Linked DNA regions of Homo sapiens: region 2 is linked to region 1. The links are chromatin loops, found by intact Hi-C in ENCODE. Cell type or tissue: CD4-positive, alpha-beta T cell. All regions are shown on one strand. Each heading gives the region's core, and the rest is flanking DNA. Links, peaks and the distances in the headings are about the cores only. Region 1 has its middle 40 kb from the start of TNKS2-DT. Region 2 overlaps HECTD2-AS1 (HECTD2 antisense RNA 1).

The links. A loop is a pair of places that touch in the nucleus more often than their neighbours do. Peaks named below come from ENCODE experiments on the same cell type or tissue, not always from the same donor. Only the 100,000 strongest peaks of a DNase experiment are listed, where the experiment ranks them.
Region 2: it touches region 1 in a loop (2.6-fold over the local background); 11 of 110 quality-filtered maps call a loop at or near these places.

What each region holds. Positions count from the first base shown.
Region 1 is chr10:91,753,887-91,762,233 of GRCh38, forward strand. No RefSeq gene overlaps it. Among named protein-coding and RNA genes, the nearest start is that of TNKS2-DT, 40 kb to the right of the region's middle. In CD4-positive, alpha-beta T cell, for the core only: CTCF peaks have their summits at 4,896 (motif pointing right) and 5,100; a DNase peak (open chromatin) is centred at 4,885.
Region 2 is chr10:91,386,469-91,394,815 of GRCh38, forward strand. All of the region lies in intron 3 of HECTD2-AS1 (HECTD2 antisense RNA 1), which reads right to left. Among named protein-coding and RNA genes, the nearest start is that of HECTD2, 20 kb to the right of the region's middle. In CD4-positive, alpha-beta T cell, for the core only: a CTCF peak has its summit at 3,353 (motif pointing right); a DNase peak (open chromatin) is centred at 3,363.

The DNA.
Region 1 (8,347 bases), core at 323-8,322:
TACCTAGGAATCCAACTTACAAGGGACGTGAAGGACCTCTTCAAGGAGAACTACAAACCACTGCTCAACGAAATAAAAGAGGATACAAACAAATGGAAGAACATTCCATGCTCATGGGTAGGAAGAATCAATATCGTGAAAATGGCCATACTGCCCAAGGTAATTTACAGATTCAATGCCATCCCCATCAAGCTACCAATGACTTTCTTCACAGAATTGGAAAAAACTACTTTAAAGTTCATACGGAACCAAAAAAGAGCCCGCATCACCAAGTCAATCCTAAGCCAAAAGATCGAAGCTGGAGGCATCACACTACCTGACTTCAAACTATACTACAAGGCTACAGTAACCAACACAGCATGGTACTGGTACCAAAGCAGAGATATAGATGATATAGATCAATGGAACAGAACAGAGGCCTCAGAAATAACACCGCATATGTACAACTATCTGATCTTTGACAAACCTGAGAAAAACAAGCAATGGGGAAAGGATTCCCTATTTAATAAATGGTGCTGGGAAAACTGGCTAGCCAAATGTAGAAAGCTGAAACTGATCCCTTCCTTACACCTTATACAAAAATCAATTCAAGATGGATTAAAGACTTAAACATTAGACCTAAAACCATAAAAACCCTAGAAGAAAACCTAGGCATTACCATTCAGGACATAGGCATGGGCAAGGACTTCATGTCTAAAACACCAAAAGCAATGGCAACAAAAGACAAAATTGACAAATGGGATCTAATTAAACTAAAGAGCTTCTGCACAGCAAAAGAAACTACCATCAGAGTGAACAGGCAACCTACAAAATGGGAGAAAATTTTTGCAACCTACTCATCTGACAAAGGGCTAATATCCAGAATCTACAATGAACTCAAACAAATTTACAAGAAAAAAACAAACAACCCCATCAAAAAGTGGGTGAAGGACGTGAACAGACACTTCTCAAAAGAAGACATTTATGCAGCCAAAAAACACATGAAAAAATGCTCACCATCACTGGCCATCAGAGAAATGCAAATCAAAACCACAGTGAGATACCATCTCACACCAGTTAGAATGGCAATCATTAAAAAGTCGGGAAACAACAGGTGCTGGAGAGGATGTGGAGAAATAGGAACACTTTTACACTGTTGGTGGGACTGTAAACTAGTTCAACCATTGTGGAAGTCAGTGTGGCGATTCCTCAGGGATCTAGAACTAGAAATACCATTTGACCCAGCCATCCCATTACTGGGTATATACCCAATGGACTATAAATCATGCTGCTATAAAGACACATGCACATGTATATTTATTGCGGCATTATTCACAATAGCAAAGACTTGGAACCAACCCAAATATCCAACAATGATAGACTGGATTAAGAAAATGTGGCACATATACACCATGGAATACTATGCAGCCATAAAAAATGATGAGTTCACGTCCTTTGTAGGGACATGGATGAAATTGGAAATCATCATTCTCAGTAAACTATCACAAGAACAAAAAACCAAACACCGCATATTCTCACTCATAGGTGGGAATTGAACAATGAGAACAACACATGGACACAGGAAGGGGAACATCACACTCTGGGGACTGTTGTGGGGTGGGGGGAGGGGGTAGGGATAGCACTGGGAGATATACCTAATGCTAGATGACGAGTTAGTGGGTGCAGCGCACCAGCATGGCACATGTATACATATGTAACTAACCTGCACATTGTGCACATGTACCCTAAAACTTAAAGTATAATAATAATAAATTTTAAAAAAACTAACTTTTTAAACATGATATGGCATTAATTTTTATGTTTGTAAAATGTGCAGTTTTTTCTATTATATTGAGTAATATCCCTGATTTGAAAACATACATTGAAGCTCAACAATGGTTCACTAAGGTATAAAAATAGTGATTAAAATTATAACAAAAATATTACCATTATGAATTGTATCACAAATCTATAGTGTGAATACAGAACTAGAATTGGTTCAGGTACATCTGAGTGTAATTTTTCCATACAGAAGCTTTAAAAGACAAGTTCCACTAAGTATGATGATTGGCATCTGAAGATAGAATTTTTGAGAACTGATGAGCCATTTGCTCTTAGTCTCCAGAACATTATCTCTTATGAAAATTCATCAACTGGTTTATGACTTTGAAATATTAGGGTCATTTTCAGTTAAAGCACCATGATCTCTCCAGTAACCAAATATGCACAAGATAATGCTTTCCAGTCTTAAATTGAGGAATCTTGATTACAAAAGGCACAAAAGAGACCGAATTACAGAAACATCATTCAAAGTTTCATTCCTTACAGTAAAAACAGGTATAAGTTATAGTATTGGTAAGAAGTTTGTAGTAATAGCCATAATCAATGAAATTGATGTTTTTCTTCTAGAAAGCATAATGAGCTATTAGCAAAATTTGTCAGATAACACTATTGAACTCTGAGTATCTGAAATATAGCTATATGGAAGGTAATTACTATCACATATCTGTGCTAGAATGTACTTCATTCTACATAGTTGCTCAAAACCACTGAAATGATGAGTCACCTCTGTCTTAGTTCATTTTCTGTGCTTATAACAAAATACTTGAAACGGGGTAATTTGTAGAGAAAAGGAATTTGTTTCTTAAGTTCTGGAGGCTGAGAAGTCCAAGGTCAAGGGGCCACATCTGGTGAGAGCTTTCTTGCTGGTGGGAATCCTGTACAGAGCCCAGTGGTGGTACAGGAGATCACATGGTAAGGAGACTGAACATGTTAATGCGCTATACTCAGGTCTCTCTTCCTCTTTTTATAAAGCCACCAGTTCCATTCCCATGATAACCTATTAATCCATTAACCCTCTAATCCATTAATCCATAAATGGATTAATCCATTCATAAGAGCAGAGCCCTCAAGGTTCAATCACCCCTTAAATATCCTACCTCTCAATACTGCCACATTGGGGATTAAATTTCAACATGAGTTTTGGAAGTGACAAATATTCAAGCCATGGCAACCTCTTAACATTATATATATTATATAGATTAATGGCCCCCAACCTTTTTGGCACCAGGGGTCAGTTTCACGGAAGACAATTTTTCCACAGATGGGGATGGGGGGATGGTTTCGGGATGAAACTCTTCCACCTCAGATCATCAGGCATTAGATTCTCATAAGGAGCATGCAACCTAGATCCCTTGCATGCACCGTTCGCAATAGGGTTCGCACTCCTGTGAGAATCTGATGCTGCCAATGATCTGAAAGGAAGCAAATCTCAACTGGTAATGCTCACTTACCAGCTGCTCACCTCCTGTTGTGCAACCCAGTTCCTAACAGACCACTGACTTGTACCATTCCACAGCATAGAGATTGGGGACCCTGATATAGGAAGGACCTCATGACTTTATGTGTTTACCACTGAAAATGCATGCTACAGAGGAAGAGAACATGTTTAACATCTATTTTGTGTCCATCTGTGATGTGAAATGGAAACTGTATCAATAATTTGGTAGTGATAGAATACTAGCTATGGATAGAGCAAAAGCATATTTTAAAACTACAACCAAACACTGCAACAGAATATCAAGAAATATTTCTTAGACGCACACACAAGCAGAGTGTTATTAGACATTCAAATATTTGAAACATTTGAAATATCGGCATCTGAACAAGAAGAGAACCAAATGTGCTGCTCAGAGAAAAATCTCTCCACAATTTCTGGATTAATATGCAACTCAAAAGTCCAAAACTATCTGACAAAGCCTTCAAATATTTGCTCTTTTAATGACTTACAATTATGAATTAGCATTTTCTAATTTAGAAGAACATAAAAGGTAAGAAAAAGCCTGCATTTAAAACCTGACCTACAGTTCAGGGCATCCATCATCAAACCTGTTAAAAGTTAGAGAAACACATTAATGATAAGCCATAATGAGAGAATTTTACTAGGTGTCTCTGGGTATCACTAAATCACAACTGACTCCAACAAACCAAAAAAAGAGAGTTGCTCTCTCCCTGGGCACAAGTCATTGGAGTGGATTTTGTTACTCTACAGTTTTTATAAATAAGAAAAGTGTAATTCGGGTAAGTAAAATAAGCAAAGTCATAAGATTATACACACCAGAAGCATACCTAACTCACGTCTTCACAGTTCTAATTCAGACTCTTTGCTTCATACCATTCCTTCTCATAATCAGAGCCTGTAGTGTGCTTTTGATCTATTGCAAGGCTCTAGTTATTTAAACCATCAACTTAAAGGAATACTTATTCTAGAACTCTTACTGAGCTGATGGCTACCAACTAACTAAACTTCCTACACCACAACTAGGCATGGTTGTTCAGCTTACATTAAAAAAAAAAACAAAACCAACTTCCTGCTATCCTACCAAATTGTCTTCTTTCTGCCACCTAGAGAGAGCATTCAATACAGTCCAAAGCAAGGCATCTTTGAGTCCAGCGCTCTCTTTATTCTAATGGCACTCTATTCCTCCCTAGACCAAAGTACCAATTTTTTTCCCTACCCCACAACCTACACTCCCTCCCCAGTTCCAGACCTGGACACAAGATAAGGAGCATCCAAATACTGGATCTTTTTTTTAATACCTCTCCTTTTTTTTTTTTTTTTTTTAGAATTAGTTGAAATTTTATTAACATGTTGTCCATAATTAGTTCACGAAAATGAATGAATTTTACCTTGTGAACATTATTAAAATACTTTCCAAATGCAAATTATGATTTGCCCCAAAAATGCCCCAAACTTTATAAATGTCCTGTTAAGATGGATTACCTCTTCTTAAGCCTTAAACCAACATTGAAGTTTAAGTTGAACTGAGGGTTCATATTCATTCTATTTGCCAGCCTTCAAAAGTCAATAGAACTATTTCCACTAGATGGCTGTCTTTACCAAGAACTGTAAGAGCTATGCCAACTTGCAGCAGTTTTCAAGTTTTAAAGCTTACCTTTTACAGAGGCAAGCATATATGCAGCCATTTAATAGGCTCACTCCTACAAAATGTTCATGTATTACTTTATTTGTTCACCCCCGCATTGCAAAAAGTCAATATGATAAAAATGTAATGTGTTCTAGAAAATAATGAGAGAAATTTTATTTGTTTCAGGCTGAAAATTTTCTAAAACATGTAAGGAATTTTGCCCTGGAGACTGAAAGACATATATAAAAATTATCTCAGTGTAATTGTTTATATTGTCAGATCAAAAGTTACTTGTTGGTTATAAAAATTGTGTTCTTTAATATTTAAGAAAAGAGATTGGCTATCACTACTTATATTTGGAATTTGTTTCACACCTTTCTCTAGGTCATAAAGGTATTTTAAAGTTAAAATATGATACATTGAATAGAATTTGTTATAAGCTACAATTTCTACTGTATCAAGGAAATTGTTTCTTCCACTCACATGTTTTGTTATTTCCTTAGTATTTGATTCCTTGTTATTTGATTAGTACAAAAATTCAGCACCAAGTGCAGAGAGGATTGGTTGGGTGGTTGGTTGTTTTTCAGTAAACTTTTTATTGAGGTATAACAAAACTAAAGAAAAGTGCACAAATTGTAAGCATATAGCTTGACTGATGTTCGCAAAGTGAAATTAACATAAACGTTTTTGTGCAATTGTATATTTTACCTTTTTAAATTTTATTTGCTATTTGTTTAGTTACATCCAAATAACCAGCACCTAGATCAAGAACTAGAACACTACCAGCCGCCCAGACGTTCCTAATCACCTCACCGAAGTGGTGACCATTATTCTGACATCTAATACCACAGAGATGGCTTTCGCCTGTTTTGAAGTTTATATGACTCATCCCACTTGTTTGGCTTTTCATTGTGTTGATGAGAATCATCTACTTTGTTTTCACTGCTATGCATCACAACTTACTTATTCATGATCATTTGTGTGGTGTCCAGTTTGGAGCTATTATGAATAGTGCTGTTATGAAGTTTCTATATATACACTGAATCAATATGTGTATGCATTTCTTTGAGTGAGCATATACTTAGAAGTGGAATTGCTGAGTCATGACATTTGCATATGTTCAGCTTTAGTAAATACTGCCAATTTTCTGAAGTAGTTGTACCAATCCACACTCCCACAAGCAGGATACGAACTCCACTATTCCATTTCCTCCTCAGCACTTGGTATTGTCAGTCCTTTAAACAGTAGCCATTCTGGTGGGTATATAGTGATATCTCATTATAGTTTTAAATTGCTTTTCCCTGAAAACTAATGAAATTGTTTATATGCTTATTGGTTAAGAATGTTCCAATCTTTTCTTCATTTTGTATAATATTTTCAGGCTAGGTACAATGGCTCATGCCTGTAATCCCAACACTTTGGGAGACCAAGCTGAGAGGATTGCTTGAGCTCAGGAGTTTGAGGCTGAAGTGAGCTATAATTGCACCACTTCCCTCCAGCCTGGGCCATAGGGCAAGACCCTGTTTCCAAAAAAAAACACATATTTTCTATCTTTTCTTTATTAATTTGTGTGAGTCAGTGGTAAGATATAAATATATTATAATTATCTTCTACTCTGGGGCTTGACCAGTTATGGTCTTAACATTATCTTTGATGAGTAAAGTTCAGTTTATTAATTTTATCTTTTATGGTTAGCACATTCTTTAGGTCCTCTTTTTAAAATCTTTGCCCAGATAGTCATCAGACTATCCAAAGTCAGTGTGAAGGAACAAATTCTAAAAGCAGCAAGAGAGAGGCAACTAATCACCTATAAAGAAAATCCTGGCTGGGTGAGGTGGCTCACACCTGTAATCCCAACACTTTGGGAGGCAGACGCAGGCGGAGGCAGGTGGATCACCTGAGGTCAGGAGTTCGAGAGCAGCCTGGCCAACATGGTGAAACTCCATCTCTACTAAAAATACAAAAATTAGCCAGGCATGGTGGTGCGGCCTGTAATCCTAGCTACTAGGGAGGCTGAGGCAGGAGAATTACTTGAACTCAGGAGGTGAAGGTTGCAGTGAGCCGAGATCACACCACTGCAGTCTGGGCTACAGAGCAAGACTCCATCTCAAAAAAAAAAAGAAAATCTCATCAGACTAGCAACTTCTCAGCAGAAATCTTATAAGCTAGAAGAGATTAGGGTCCTATTTTCAGTTCTCTTAAAGAAAAGAACTGCTGGCAATTAGCCAGGCATGGTGGTGTGCACCCATAATCCCAGCTACTTGAGAGGCTGAGGCAGGAGACTTGCTTGAGCCCAGGAGGCGGAGATTGCAGTGAGCCAAGATCACACCACTGCACTCCAGCCTGGGCGACAGAGTAAGACTCCATCTCCAAAAAAAGGAACTGCTGGCCAAGAATTTTTTATCCTACTAAACTAAGCTTTATAAATAAAGAATAACTAAAGTATTTCCCAGACAAGTCAATGCTAAGGAAATCCATCAACACTAGACCAGTTGTACAAAAAATGTTCAAAGGAGTTCTAAACATGGAAATGAAAAGGCAATACTCATCATCATAAAAGCACACAAACGTATAAAGCTCACAGGTCTTATAAAGCAATTTCACAATTGAGACTACAAAGCAACTAGGTAACAATTAACATCATAATGGGAAAAAAATTCATATATCAATATTAACCTTGAATGTAAATGGACTAAATGCTCCACTTAAAAGACATACACTGGAAGAGTGGATAAAAAATAAAATCCAACCAAATACTGCTTACAAGAAACCCACCTAATGGGTAAAGATATTTACAAACTCAAAGTAAAGGAGTGGAAAAAGACATTCCACACAAACAGAAAACAAAGAAAGCAGTAGTGGCTATACTCACATCAGATAAAACAGACTTTAAACCAACAACAGGAAAAAAAGACAAAGAAGGTCATTATAAAATGATAAAAGAATTCAACAAGAAAATGTAACAATTCTAAATATATATGCACCCAACACCAAAGTACCTAGATTCATAAAACAAATACTACTAGACATAAGAAAAGAGATAGACAGCAATACAATAATAATGGGGAATTTCAACACCCCACTGACAGCACTGACAAGGAAGTTTGTAGCTTGCCTACATCAAAAAGACAGGAAGATCTCAAATTAACAACCAAATGTTGCAACTCAAGGAACTAGAAAAACAAGAACAAACCACACCGAAATCTAGCCTAAGAAAAGAAATAACAAAGATCAGAGAAATTGAGATCAAAAAAAGAAACAAAGGATCAACAAAAAGTTGGTTATTTGAAAAGGTAAACAGGCTGATATACTCCTTGCTAGGTTAATCAAGAAAAAAATAGAGAAGATTCAAATAAGCACAATCAGAAATTATAAAGGAGACATTACAATGGACAATACAGAAATACAGAAGATCATCAGAGACTATTATTAGCACCCCT
Region 2 (8,347 bases), core at 325-8,324, 370 kb before region 1:
CTGCAAATATGAAATAATTGTATAGACACCATAACTCCAAAAACAATTATTGCTTGTCTGATTAGAATTAGAAACACTGCTGATTTAACTCATGATTTTGATTCAGGCCTTAACTGGAGCACGGCTCAGTTACTTCAGTTAGAAGTAACTTAGTTTTTCTAAGAAGCTCCAGTTGCCTGGGCTACAAAGCCCATTCCGTAACACTATGTCCATCATACACATAAATAAATGACCAAAGTGTGATGACCTAGAGACTCATTTGATCACAAATGTGGACTTTTTGTCTTCAGGAAGTTGGGATTTCTCTTCACAGAAAGGTCGACTCCATCCGTTGTCTGCACAGCTCTCTCCCTCACTTGCTCACTTTCATCACCCCCAAAACATGCACCCTTCCTCCCTTCTCCCACCAGAGAAACTCTTACTTATTCTGCCTGATTCCGTTTACCTGCCCACTTTACCTCAAGAGCAGCTTTAATTAGTTGTCCTTACTCCGTGCCCCATTAGTACCTTCTGTTTAGCTGTTCCATGGCATTTATTAAGCTGAATTGTAGCTAGTTTTATCATCTGCCTCTTCTTACCTGACTAGGGGTGGGTGGGGTGTCTGGAGGGCATCTATTGGGTGCTTTAATCCCACCATTTTATTTTGCACAGAGCAGACTCTCAGTAAGTGGTGGGTGAAAGATGTTAAGATACCCTCCCTCCCATGGTTGTGTGAGGATCCAATGCGATGAGACAGATGAGATCAAGTTTCAGATCGTAAGACCCTTCCTAGATGTTAGGTAGTTTTGGCAAAATGGAACACATATAAAATTTGTTTCATTGTACCTATATTTAAGTGGATGTTTGGTATAGCTTAAGCTTGTTTCAGTGATTAAGGGGACTTGGGAAGGTAATTAATCTTTACAGATTACTTTCGCTGTGCCAGGTGCTTTTTATATACTTTTATTAATCCCTCCAGCAATCCTGGAGATAGGTATTAGTATCTCCTTTTTACAGATAAGAAAACTGGAATTCAGATAAACCAAAACACCTTCCAATATCACACAGCGAGTGGCAGAGCCAGGATTTGACCTAAGCTTTGTCTGCCTCCAGAACCCATGTTCGCTTCCCTACAGGATGCTGCCTTTGCAGAGGGAAGGATCTTAAGTCATAGACGATTATTCCGCTCACCCTTTCACTCGTCCCCTATTCCACACACCTGAAAAATATTTATATATCAGAAGAAACTGCCTAAGGTATGCAGCTGAATGGTGGCTGAGCTCAGCATAGTCCAAGAGTCTGCACAGGTGTTGACTGGACTCCCAGAAGCCAGAAATAGTCTCAAGCTTCTTTACAGCACAAAGAAAAGACACTCACCCACAATGTAAGCAAATACAACAAATCAACTGGATTGTGATAGTTAAATAGGTTATGTCTCTGTGAGGTTTTGGTATCAGAATGATGCTGGCCTCCTAGAATGAGTTATGAAGGAATCCCTCCTTTTCGATTTTTTGTAATAGTTTCAGTAGGATTTGGTACCAGCTCTTCTTTATACATCTGGTAGAATTTAGCTGTGAATCCATCTGGTCCAGCAGTTTTTCTGTTTGGTAGGTTTTTTTTTTTTTTACTTACTGATTGAATTTCAGAACTCATTATTAGTCTGTTCAGGGATTCAGTTTCTTCCTGGTTCTATCTTGGGGCGGCGGGGGGTGGGTGTTGTATGTTTCCAGGAATTTATCTATTTCTTCTAGCTTTTCTAGTTTGTGTGCATAGAGGTGTTCATAATAGTCTCTGAGGATTTTTTTTTTATTTCTGTGGGGTCAATGGTAATGTCACCTTTGTCATTTCTAATTGTGTTTATTTGGATCTTTTATTAATCTAGCCAGTGGTCTATCAATCTTATTTATTCTTTCAAAACCCCAACTTTTGGGTTCACTGATCTTTTGTATGGTTTTTCACATCTGAATTTAGTTCAGCTCTGATTTTGGTTTTTTTCTTCTGCTAGCTTTGGGGTTAGTTTGCTCTTGCTTTTCTAGTTCCTCTAGTTGTGATATTAGGTTGTTAATTTGATACCTTTCTGACTTTTTGATGTAGGCATTTAGTGATGAAGGCACTGTACTTCTCTCTCAACACTGCTTTAGCTGTGTCCCAGAGATTCTGATATGTTATATCTCTGTTTTCATTCATTTCAGATAATTTCTTGATGGCTGCCTTAATTTCATTGTTTACCTAAAAGTCATTCAGGAGCAGATTGTTTAATTTCCATGTAATTGTGTGGTTTTCAGCAGTTTCTTAATATTGATTTCTATTTTTATTTTGCTGTGGTCTGAGAGTATGGTTGGTATGATTTCAGTTAGAATTTATTGAGAATTGCTTTGTGGCCAAGTGTGTGGTCTGTGCCATGTGCGGATGAGAACGATGTATGTTCTGTTGTTGTTGGCGGTAGTGTTCTGCAAATGTCTGTTAGGTCCATTTGGTCCAGTGTTGAGTTTGGGTGCCAAATATCTTTTTTAGTTTCCTGCCTCGGTGATCTGTCTGATGCTGTCAGTGGGGTGTTCAAGTCTCCCACACTTACTGTGTAGTTATCTAAGTCCCTTCATAGGTTCCTAAAAATTGTTTATGAATATGGGTGCTCCAATGTCAGGTGCATATATATTTAGGATAGTCAAGTCTTCTTGTTTAATTGAACCCTTTGCCATTATGTAATTCCCTTCTTTGTCTTTTTGATCATTGTTCCTTTAAAGTCTGTTTTTTCTGAAATAAGAAAAGCAACACCGGCTTTCTTTTTTTTTTTTTTTTTTCCTGTTTGCTTGAGAGATCTTTCTCCATCCCTTTACTTTGAGCCTATGGATGTCATTGCATGTGAGATGGGTCTCTTGAAGACAGAATACCTGAAACACTCCTATGCACTTTCCAAGGTGCTGCTGAAGTGTAATGTGTTTGAAAAGCCCTTCTGGATGCACTTAGAGAGAATTAATTATTCCTTCCCCAGAGCACTCATAGACCTTTGTACGTGCTCCTGCTATAGTTCCTTTTCACACGTGCTATGCTGAAATGCATCTTCTGCTAGAATGAGAAATCAACAAGAGTAGGAACTGTTTCTTAATTGTCTCAATATCCTCAGAGCCTACCTACACAGCAGATATTCAATAAATGTTAATAAGATGACTACTGAAAAGATGACTACCTACCTACACAGTTCCTTTTCACACGTGCTATGCTGAAATGCATCTTCTGCTAGAATGAGAAATCAACAAGAGTAGGAACTGTTTCTTAATTGTCTCAATATCCTCAGAGCCTACCTACACAGCAGATATTCAATAAATGTTAATAAGATGACTACCGTACTACCACCACTAGAGGGCAATGTAACCGAGATTACTATACACCACAGGTGCAGTTCCAGATGAATAACGAAAGTAACTTTTTAAAAAATAACATATTTCTCACATATTCTTTGTATTTTTCCATGCATTTTAGTCAATTCGGTATTTAAGTTTGAGGAAACATTCAACAAATGTAAAAAGAACACTTGAAACAGAGGCTAAGTGCCAGAGTGCTAAAGAGCATAAGGATTAATTGCCTGGCCTGGAGAGAAAAAACTACAAAATACAAATGGGATTGGAGATGGGATTCATCTCAGACAGAAAGCAGCTATCCTAATAAATTAGTGCTGTATGTTCTCACATTCTCAGAATGCTCCATCCTCCACGTTAACCACAAGGTGGAATTAAGCATCATTGTATCTAACAAAGAAATGAATTACAAGGAAATAAACATTTATGAGTGCTTGTAATTCAGTAGAATACAAATCGAGTGTAACTTTCAATTTAAGAAGTTTCTGTATATTTATTTCTGGAACATAGCAATTCTACAGCTGGCTTTCCTTCTGTTTAGATTTCAGACCAGTGATGAAACAAGAATTCAAGGAGCAAGTTTCTTTCTTTTTTTTTTTTTTGAGACTGAGTCTCACTCTGTCACTCAGGGTGAAGTGCAGTGGGCAATCTTGGCTCCCTGCAAACTGCCTCCCAGGTTCAAGCGATTGTCCTGCCTCAGCCTCCTGAGTAGCTGGGATTACGGTGCGTGCCACCATGCCCAGCTAATTTTTGTATTTTTTAGTAGAGACAGGATTTCACCATGTTATCCAGGCTGGTCTCAAACTCCTGACCTCAAGTGATCCGCCCACCTCAGCCTCCCAAAGTGCTGGGATTACAGGCATGAGCCATCATGCCTGGCCTCAAGGGACAAGTTTCTGATGTGACATTTCTTCTGTACAATGTAAATAAACTTTAGAGGAAACTCCACTCAGTGCCATTTCCAGGGCAACAGATGACACCTCCTCTGTGAAACTTTTCCCCACCTTTCCAGCTACAAAAAAGCTCTCCACCAGTTTTGCTCCCATAGTTCTTTATTTGTACCCCCCAGTAGTACCCTTCACATTCTACCTTGTATTGCATTTACCTGGGTTCATGCCTTAGCTCCCCTCCTAGACTGGAAATCCTGGAGGATCTGGGCATGTCTGTTCATCCTCATAACCCAGAGTGTCTATTAATATCTCACATCATAGATGTTTGCTAAGTTTGGTTTAATTAAACTAAATGGAATGGAGTTTGTGTTCCAGTAACTGTGGCTCTGAAGCCTGCTTTTTTTAGTCTGTTTTCACTTTTTCTTCCCACAGTTGATTTATCAGCAGCACCCATCAGTTTCGAATGTGGACAGATTCATTTTGATTAAACGGCTTTCTATCACAAACATTTAGAACCAGTACCACAATTTAGCTAACAGTTACATATTTATTACTTAACCTCACTTGGCTTCAGTTTCCTCATCTGGATTTTTAGAAGGGGGAATGGACAAAATGTTTTTCAAAAAAAACACAAATTAATAACTAATGTCCCTTTTGTTATTTTTTCCTACCCATGAAGCCTATGTTTTGAATGATTTGGCCAATCTAACTGCATTTACACATTCAAAGTTTATTATTATCTCTTTAATGAATTCAAGCATAAGTAATTGTTAACAGTTGAATAATGTGTTTTTATCATACTGATGATATAATTTTGGCCCTAATTATGTATTTGTTTATTGAATGCCTACTGGGTATCAGGTTCTGTTCTTGACATTAAGGATAACTGTGAACAGAAGAGTCAACATCCCTGCCCAAGTGGTGCTTACATTCTAGTGAGGGTAAAAACAAAGAAACTTGATTATCATCTATCAAGGTTAAGTAGGTCTGTACAGCACTATTTGATTAATAATTGTGTGACTTAATTTAGGCTTTTTAGAGCTTTGAAATAGCTTGGGTTTCACACTGTCTACTGTGTCTAGGGTCCTTCTTTGTCAAGGACACCAGTGGTTAGAAGCTCTCTGAGATCCCTTCTACCGTGAATGTTTTGCTCATAATTTTCCTGACTATATTAGTTTTCTATTATGGTGTCAAAAATCACAAATTAAGTAGATTAATTAAAAAAAAACATTCATGATCTCATAGTTCTGTGGGTCAGGAGTAGGCTTCACCGGTTTCTCTACTTAGGGGCTCACAAGGCTGAGGCCCAGGTGTGGGCCATCTGGGCTTTTATCTGGAGGCTCTACAGAGAACCCACTTATAAGCTCATTCAGGTTGTTGGCAGTATCCAGTTCCTTGCAGTTGTGGGGCTGAGATCCCTGTTTCCTGACTGGCAGTCAGCCAGGGGCCTCTCTTTTAGCTCCTTAGGGCCACTTACATTCTCAGATAGCTCTCTCTGTCATCAAAGCCAGCAATGGCACAGGGAGCCTTTCTCACACTAAGAATCTCTCTGACTTCTGCTGGCAGCATCAGAAAGCATTCCTGTTTTCAGGGCCTATCTGATTAGATGAGGCCCACCTGGATATTCTCCCTATCTTAAGGTTAACTATGCCATATAATACAACACCATCACAGGACTGAATCTCATCACATGCAGAGGGTCTGGGTAGTTGGATATAACATCTTGGGGGATGATTTTAGAAATTCTGCCTACTGTACTGACCAGTGGAATTTTTCCCTCAAACAGTCATGAAGAGACTCATTGCCACAGATAAGGGTTTTAGAATCATATAACATTATTTTATTTAATGGAATGAAGGTCTTTTAAAAGGGCAGGTTGGGGCGGTGCATGGTGGCTCATGCCTGTAATCCCATCTCTTTGGGAGGCTGAGGCAGGCGGATCACTTGAGATCGGGAGTTTAAGACCAGACTGGCCAACAGGGCGAAACCCCATCTCTATTAAAAATACAAAAATTAGCCGGGCATGGTGGCAGGTGCCTGTATTTCTAGCTACTCAGGAGGCTGAGGCAGTAGAATTACTTGAACCTGGGAAGCAGAGGTTGCAGTGAGCCAAGATCACACCACTGTACTTCAGCCTGGACAGATGAGACTCTGTCTCCGAAAAAAATTAAAATAAAAAAAAAATGCAGGTTGGAATTTTACGAGACTTTTTTTTTTTTTTTTTTTGAGACGGAGTCTCACTCTTGTCACCCAGGCTGGAGTGCAATGGCACAGTCTCAGCTCACTGCAACCTCTGCCTGCCGGGTTCAAGCGATTCTCCTGCTTCAGCCTCCCTAGTAGCTGAGATTACAGGTGCCCACAACCACACCCAGCTAATTTTTGTATTTTTAGTATAAACGGGGTTTCACCATGTTGGTCAGGCCAGTCTCGAACTCCTGACCTCAGTTATCCACCCACCTCGGCCTCCCAAAGTGCTGGGATTATAGGTGTGAGCCACCGCGCCCAGCCCTTTATGAGACTATTTTAAGATTATTTTAATCCCTTTTCCTTTGTGTCTTTTCCTTATAAAACATCATCTCTTTAGGAAGGTAAAAGGTTAATCACAGATATAATGAGCAGCTTCAAGTAAATGAATATTAATTCAATTCACATTAATAATATTCATGAACTGTCATTCATAAAATCTTTTTATGCCTAATCCTTTAAGATACAGGTTAATAAACAATACATTTTGGGGGTCCATTTTTAACTGGCATTCATTAAATTTTAATATTTAACTATTACATCAACAGAATGTAGATCAATAGAATGAGCTGACATCTGAAAGGGTAAAATGATGATAATTGTGCCTATCAAATTTTATGCAGCATTTTCACTTGTGTGGAGTTGAAGAGTAAAGGAACTTAGTTTTGTTTACATTTTCTAATCTGAGTATTGACAATTTGAGATGACAGTTCAATTTTCACTAAGTAATGATTACTTAGAGCCCATTTTCTCCACTTCAACAGATAAAAAATATATAATTGGTGTCACTGTGGCTGCAATCAAATCATGTCTTATGATAGAAAAGCAGAAAATGTAGGATTTTTTTCAAAAGCATTTATCTCTGGCAGATGTACTACGGACAAATGACTCAATCCATCAACATACAATTCATTAAATATAATTTAGTTAAATGTTTTAACTAACCTATGTGTTCTCCTTAAAAGTCTTCAAAACTAAGATTATGAAGTAAACACCACTACTCTCTGAAAATAATTCTGGCCAAATATATTAGACTAGATCTACCACCGTCTACTTCAGAATCACCTGGAGTAGATTATTAAAAATTAGGATTTCTGGGCCCACTCCCAAAGTTGCCATACCAGCTAGGGCTTATTTTGTTGCAAGTAACAACAACAATAATAACAAAACTCAAACTCTTTCTTCAAAGAAAGAGGACTTAATGAGTCAAAGGGGTTCAGTAGCTCATCAATATCATCACACATCTGGTTCCTTTTGTCTCTTCCTCTCTGCCCTCCATGGCATCAGCTTCATTCTGAAGAGAACTATCCCCAATTCCCTGGGAACTTGCTTCCTCCACCACATCTTGGAAGAGAGAAGAGCTCGTTCCTCCAAGTTCTCTATGTAAGGAAGCAACCTGCCTTAAAAGTTGCAGGAAAAACACTTCACATCTTGCTAAGCTGAATTAGGTCAAGTTCCCATTCCTGAGCGAATCACTCAAGAGACGTACTTGCACAGATTTACTTTGAGCCATGTGCCTTCTTAAAAGCAGACATGGAGACATCTTCTCCTAAAGCACATTGGGTGGGAATTGGGGGATGTGTATGCACCAAGAGATGGAGAAATTGACGATGGGAAGACATCACAAAGCCCATATTTCTCAGACTCTACATTCACACAAACAGTACATGACATTTCAGGGAGCACCCTTCTCATAGAATACAATGTGAAGGCCACCCTCTCCCTTATCCTCCCTTGGTAATTTCTCAACTTGACAGCCCTAGTCTCTGGGTGAAGTCTAAAAGTAGAAATTTTAATAAGCTACCCAAGTGAGTCTGCTGCACACAAAAGTTTGAGGACCACTGCACTGTACTGTAATACTTCTTAAGGATAGTTTCA